Regions from separate parts of the Homo sapiens genome. Here region 2 is linked to region 1. The links are chromatin contacts, found by Hi-C or POLR2A ChIA-PET in ENCODE. All regions are on one chromosome and are shown on one strand. Each heading gives the region's core, a stretch centred on a gene start or an enhancer-like site at or near the end of the contact. The rest is flanking DNA. Distances are from core to core; before and after follow the strand shown.

Region 1 (3,336 bases), core at 291-2,790:
CAGATGCTGGACACTTCAGGTCTCCCCAGGGAGAAAGGGGCTCTCTGGTCCAGGCTGTGGCCAGCCACATGTGTCAGGGCCGTGGAAGAGAAGTCGGCCATCCTTCCAGGCCACAGACACAGAATCAACTCCACCAGCTCTGTTCCTACCCGGACAGTAGCTAGAATAGGGTTAACAAAGCTCTGGAAAAATCTATCAAAATAGCTCCACAGACTGTTTCTTCTTTTCTGCTCATGTTCTCGGCCTAGACACCAGGCCTTCCCGTGACTGGCTTGTGGTCGCCGTCTCAGGGTTTCCCTTTTCAGTCATACTTCCTAGCTCCGCCGAGATAAGCTGAGCCCTGCAGCTGCTCACAGTGGGCATCTGGTCAGCCAGGGCCTTGAACCCCACATTGTTCTCACGCAGACTCAGGAGGGACAGCCGGTGGAAGAGGGCAGGGCTGAGACCCTCAAAGCTTATATACCTGCAGTCACTGGAACCTACTTCCTCTCCCCCGGCCTCTTCTGCCCCACCTCAAAGACTCAAGCCATTCATTGCACTTCTCTATTTCAGAATCACTCAAGATATCCTGGATTCATGTGTGTATGTGTGTGCGTGTGTGCACGTGTGTGCGTGTGTGTGTGCGTGTGAATGTCAAGGGGAGGAGGGGAGGTCTAAAGTGATTTCTGCCCCCAGACCTCTGCATGGAGTTTGCTCATCTGCCTGGCCGAAATTCTCCTTTCATGAAGTGGCTTTAAAACAGGAAGTGGTTTTCCAAAAGGGTTGCTTCCTGACGGAATGGGGGTGGTGGAGGGAGGCTGTGGCTTCATGGAGCTGGTGGGTCTTGGAGAGGACAGCAGGGCCAGCTCCTAAGTGCCACCCCCTTGGGTCTCGAGGATGGCCCCCAGACCTGTCCCTTAGATAGCCACGCTTGTCTGGAGAGACTCCTGTGTCACTGAGTCTGGCATCGATTCATTGCTCCTATTGACAGTGAAGACAGGGTGGACAGCATGGCTTTCGGTGTTCACCCAACCTGGGCCGTCTCCCTGCAAGTGCTGGTGAGGCTTGCTTTCTCGCAGAACAGGACATGGCCAGGCCGTGGCTTCTCAGGATCTTTTGTCCCCAGTGCCCTGAACTAAAAAAGGGCTACCCTTCCTTCCTTTCATGCCCCAGCTATCAAAACCTTCTGGTGGTTTCCTTAAGGGCAGAAGGTTTGCAGAGCTTGGGATTTCCCAAACCAAGCCCCACAGCACATGCGGAGCCCCAGTTGGGCTCTTGGAGAGAAAGGCAGTTTTCCAGGCCCCCCACACACATGTCATAGCTGTGTGGCTGCATTTTAGAGGCATTTGTTGTCTGCCTTGCTCTGTAGGGTAAGGTCATGCTTTAGACTCTAACGTTCAGAGAAACAGCCCCGCTTTTGCTGTTGGCGAGGTATGAGCACAGGAAGTCTCCTTTCTCTAAAAGAAAATCGAGCCCTCAGGGGAAGTTCTGGAGGAGAGGGCTCCTGCGCCTGCAGCCCCGCCCTGAGGCGCCTGTCCTGAAGACACAGTTCTCACTGTGAAGTCATCTCCTTACCATCAGTGAGTGCTCCTGAGCCAGCCTCGGTTAGTTTCGGGTGAAACAGGAAGCCGGTACCTACTCACGGCTCCTGCTTCCCAGCAGGACTGCACTCGGGACTTGAGGGCGGGCAGCGAGTGTTTTCTCCACTGCTGTGCTCAGTATCTCGTTAGCTAAAAGGAAATGCACCCTGCCTGGGAAGGCCGCATACCGCACAACCTGGAGGGGCCAATGTGTCTTGCGGAAGTGGAACTGAGCAGAATTCAGAGGCCTTGGAGCCAAACAGTCCTAAGGCTCCCGGAAGCTCTCAGATAAGCCATGCCACCTCTCCTGACCTCTGTGTCCTCATGGGGAAAGTGGGGCTAACAGGAAAATGCCCTTTGCTGCATGTCCAGGGGATTAAGGAAATGGGATCCCTCCAAGCAGGTGCCTGCAGCCCAGTGGGCGCTTAATAACTGGTAGGGATAGTAGGTGTGCATACTTTAACTTGATTTTTTTTTTTTTTTTTGAGAGACAGTCTCACTCTGTCACCCAGGCTGGAGTTCAGTGGTGCAATCTCAGCTCACTGCAACCTCTCTTTCCTGGGTTCAAGCAATTCTCCTGCCTCAGCCTCCTGAGTAGCTGAGATTACAGGTTTGCACCACCACGCCTGGCTAATTTTTGTCTTTTTACTAGAGATGGGGTTTCACCATGTTGGCCAGGCTGCTCTCGAACTCCTGACCTCAGGTGATCAATCTGCCTCGGCTTCCCAAAGTGCTGGGATTACAGGCATGAGCCACTGTGCCCGGCCACAGGATGGCTGTAAATGGTACTGAGTGCTCTCTGCGGGCCAGGATTCTTTCTGTCATCACTTCTGAATGGTTAATGCAGCAATTTTGTTCCAGGAGAAGTGGCTGCAGGCGCATGAAGGGGCGGGGGTAGGGGCTTGGCAGTGCAGGCTCTCCCATATAGAAATTCTCTCTGGAGTGGCCTGAGAGCCCCTGGGCTGTGGGGGGTGCCTTTCTCTTGCCACAGCAGCTCCTGTGGGCCTGGCTGGAGGGGAGAGCAGGGCTCAGGCCGGGAAGGCTGTGTGTGCAGATAGCACAAGGCCCCATCTGTCTCCTCCAGATGCAGGAAAAGGCAAAGGAGATCTACATGACCTTTCTGTCCAGCAAGGCCTCATCACAGGTCAACGTGGAGGGGCAGTCTCGGCTCAACGAGAAGATCCTGGAAGAACCGCACCCTCTGATGTTCCAGAAACTCCAGGACCAGGTAACCCGACTTCCCTGCCTGCACCTTGATTTGAAAACCTACATTAATTCCAGGCCTGGAAGAATTTACTGAAACACCCGATGTTAGACTCCCTGGAAACCATCTCATACGGCCGGGCAGACCGAGGTACACTGAGGGGCCATGGTTGGGGAGAGTGGGGACCAGAATTCTAAGCTTGAGATTTGCCCCACAGGAGTCCCCCCAGGCCTGTTTAATCTTGGTCTACACACAGTTTAGACCAGTTTATCTGCCTTCTCAGTCCAGATTAGAGGGGAGGCTGGAGCTATTTGAGGAGCCTGTACTGAGAAAGCAACCTATAATTGCTGAAGGTAAGAATAGACGGAAAACTCCAGAAAGCAAGCAGGAGAACTCAAAGTGGCAGGCTGTTTCTGTGCAAATATCCAGACACCTCCACATACTTCTGGTGGCCTAATGCTGTAAGCTATTAATAGTTCATCATGTAGCCCCTGAGGCATAATGAAAAGGTTAGCATTGGGCAGCATATTCCATGTGAATTCTGATTCACATTTGGCTATTGAAGGAGACTTG
Region 2 (3,336 bases), core at 455-2,954, 2.5 Mb before region 1:
AAGCCAGAGAGCAAAGCATACATACTATTTGCTTCCATTTATATAGAGTTCAAGATCTGTCAAAACCAATCAATGGTGATAGAAGTCAGAATAGTTGTTACTCTTGGGCAGGGGTATTGACTGGGAAGGAACAAGAGAGAACAATCTGGTATGATGAAAATGACCTAGATCTATACAGGACTATAAGCATTCATCAAGCTCTCAAATTCAGACAACTCACAGTATGTATCTGATACCAATAAAAAAGGAATTAGAACAAAACTATAGAGACACTAAAAAGAGAGTGATTCCCAAGAATGTGGGAGGATGGAGGGAGGGGAATGGGTGGAGCCTAAGGGGTTTTTAAGGCAGTGAAACTAATATCATAATGACGGATACATGACCTTATGCATTTGTCAAATTCATCAGAATGTACAACACAAACTGAACTTTAATGTAAACGATAGTAAGTCCTCAATGTTGTCCAGTGGTTCTTGGAAACTGCAACTTTGAGCAAATAGTTATAGAGTAGGCTCTCCAATAATGTGGTTTTGTTCAATGTAGTTTCAGTAAAATGATGACAAAAAGACTGGTCTCATTATACATCATTTCACTTAAAATTGCAGTTTCTAAGAACATATTAATGACACTGAGGGAGAACTTACTGTATAGACTTTAGTTAATAATAATGTATCAATATTGGCCCATTAGTTGAAACAAATATACCACATTAATGTGAGGTGTTAATAATAGGGGAAACTGTATGGAGGAGGGAAGTGTGCATGGGAACTCTTTTGTAATAGCTACACGATTTTTCGGTAACCTAAAACTGTTCTGAAAATAGCCTATTAATTATTTTTAAAGTGCATATACATATATAAAAATTATATACACACACACACACTTTTTGTTGTTGTTTGAGACAGAGTCTCGCTCTGTCACCCAAGCTGGAGTGCAGTGGCATGATCTTGGCTCACTCCAACCTCTGCCTCCTGGGTTCAAGCGATTCTTCTGCCTCAGCCTCCCAAGTAGCTGGGACCACAGGCATACACCACCGCGCCCGGCTAATTTTTGTATTTTTAGTAGAGACGGGGTTTCACCATGTTGGCCAGGCTGGTCTCAAACTCCTGACCTCAAGTGATCCACCTGCCTCGGCCTCCCAAAGTGCTGGGGTTACAAGAGTGAGCCACCACGCCTGACCACACACACACATTTCTTTAAGGGTGTGTGTGTGTGTGTGTGTGTGTGTATTATATAATATATATGTATAATATATAATTTGAATATGTTTTTATAATATATATGCACACTTAATATACCACCTAACAAAATATAGCTATCTCACAATCAATAAAGAAAAGAACTAGAAAAAAGAAGAGTGTGAGGAAAACACTAATATTTTGAAAGCCATTGTCTGCATATGGTAGGAGCATTGGTGATTTTTTCCTCTCCACTCTGCACTCTTCGCTATGTTCCAAGTTGCTACAATAAATGGGTATTATCTCCTAATGGAAAAATACTCCTCTTCCCCTGTTGTTTAAAGCCTCAAATGCTCTGTTGAAACCAGAGGAGCAGAAAACAGACACACACCTAATTCAGCACATGATCTTCCTTTTCAGCCAGCGTCAAAAGTCAGGAGCTCACTCCTCCTCTCCCTCCCACTCTCCTTTCTGTGTTTACTTCCTGCCAAAGATAAATAATGAGTCAGAAGCAGGACAAGGAGGGGCGGAGGCTGCTCTGCGCTCTGCCCGACACACCCTGGCTGGGCAGGAGCCTGGGAATTGATCTTAGAGTCCTCCCAAGTTTGGAAGGAACAGAGCAGGCCGCCTGGGAAATACAGGGCTCTGTCTGTAAGAGCTGGCCCGGGCCGATGTGCAAAACACAGCTTAGATCTTTCTGATTTTTCTTTTTTCTGCTAAGAACTGACCCTGTTTATAGGAAAACTAAATGTTAAGGATTGACCAAGGTTCACTTTCTAATATGGAGACCAGAACACAAACACTTCAGACACCTGTGAGAGTCAGTTACGAGTCTGGGTTTCAGGTGGATCAAACCAGCCTCGGTTCTAGTCCCCGCCCTGCCACATTCTGTCTGTGTGACCTAGAACAAGTTCCTTAACCTCTCTGAGCCCTGATTTCCTCATAAGGCCCCCTTGGGTCATCTACAGCCATCCACACAGAGCTGCCGGGTGAGGTGATGTGTGTAGCCCTAGGCCCAATGCCCAGCCTGCAGCAGACCGATTCCACAAATGACAGTGAAACGGAGGAGTAAGAAACATCCTGGCCTTCCATTTAAAGCCCATTTAGTTCATTTTTTCAAACCATCTTTCTAAACCCTTCCCCATAGTTGCTGCTATCCACACCAAAGATGTTTTTGTTCTAACTAGGAGTTTGTCTTCTGAAAAAGCCAAGAGGTTGAGCTTAATATTATGCTACACCTCCTATCTCCCAGATGTAAAGAAGCTCTGGGCCTGGCACAGTAGCTCATGCTTGTAATCCCAGCACTTTGGGAGGCCGAGGCAGGTGGATCACCTAAGGTCGGGAGTTCGAGACCAGCCTGACCAATATGGAGAAACCCTGTCTCTACTAAAAAAAAAAAAAAAATTCAAAATTAGCCGGACGTGGTGGCGCATGCCTGTAATCCCAGCTACTCCGGAGGCCGAGGCAGAATCACTTGAACCCGGGAGGTGGAGGTTGTGGTTAGCCAAGATGGCGTCATTGTACTCCAGACTGGGCAACAAGAGTGAAACTCCAGGCGTGGTGGCTCACGCCTGTAATCCCAGCACTTTGGGAGGCCGAGGCGGGCAGATCACAAGGTCAGGAGATTGAGACCATCCTGGCTAACACAGTAAAACCCCGTCTCTACTAAAAAATACAAAAAATTAGCCAGGCGTGGTGGCGGGCACCTGTAGTCCCAGCTACTCAGGAGGCTGAGGCAGAGAATGGAGTGAACCCAGGGAGGCGGAGCTTGCAGTGAGCGGAGATGGTGCCACTGCACTCCAGCCTGGGTGACAGAGCGAGACTCCGTCTCAAAAAAAAAAAAAAAAAAAAAAAAAGCCGCTCTGACATGTCCTAAAGTTTATGTGTCTAGTCCTTCTAAAATTCTGTTTCCTGTGGATCTACGATAGGGACAGCTGTTCTCTGCCTGGGACTGTCTTTTCCCCATAACCCTCTACTTCTACTCAGTTTTGAAGACCTAGCCCCAAGAAACCTCCCCTGGAGACCTCTCCTGGTTCTCCCCAGCAGAGCCAGCCCCTCTCTCCCCGCCCCTGTGCTCCCAGAGACCCCACCTAGGGCATTTAGCTTGTTCTAGAATTATTCATTTGCATGCGTTTCTCTAGACTGGACTGGACATCTT

The links. A loop is a pair of places that touch in the nucleus more often than their neighbours do. ChIA-PET counts read pairs that join two places held with the same protein, here RNA polymerase II (POLR2A).
Region 2: a loop to region 1 is called in a map of posterior vena cava, with 11 times the contacts of the local background. The contact joins two enhancer-like sites. A Hi-C loop is called at or near these places in 1 of 168 maps with a recorded cell type or tissue (posterior vena cava). POLR2A ChIA-PET finds 5 or more read pairs at or near these places in 1 of 52 experiments (Panc1).

What each region holds. Positions count from the first base shown.
Region 1 is chr10:119,514,960-119,518,295 of GRCh38, reverse strand. It overlaps RGS10 (regulator of G protein signaling 10), which reads left to right. Exons shown (of 5, transcript NM_001005339.2): 4 at 2,644-2,787. Among named protein-coding and RNA genes, the nearest start is that of RGS10, 26 kb to the left of the region's middle. RefSeq lists enhancers at 215-494, 1,284-1,866 and a silencer at 2,632-2,845. Within about 2 kb of position 1,540, at least 17 of the 41 ENCODE cell types and tissues checked have a DNase peak (open chromatin) inside an H3K27ac peak, as active enhancers do.
Region 2 is chr10:122,061,724-122,065,059 of GRCh38, reverse strand. The region is part of intron 3 of TACC2 (transforming acidic coiled-coil containing protein 2); the gene reads right to left. Among named protein-coding and RNA genes, the nearest start is that of TACC2, 74 kb to the right of the region's middle. RefSeq lists enhancers at 1,512-1,806, 1,532-1,826. Within about 2 kb of position 1,704, at least 29 of the 41 ENCODE cell types and tissues checked have a DNase peak (open chromatin) inside an H3K27ac peak, as active enhancers do.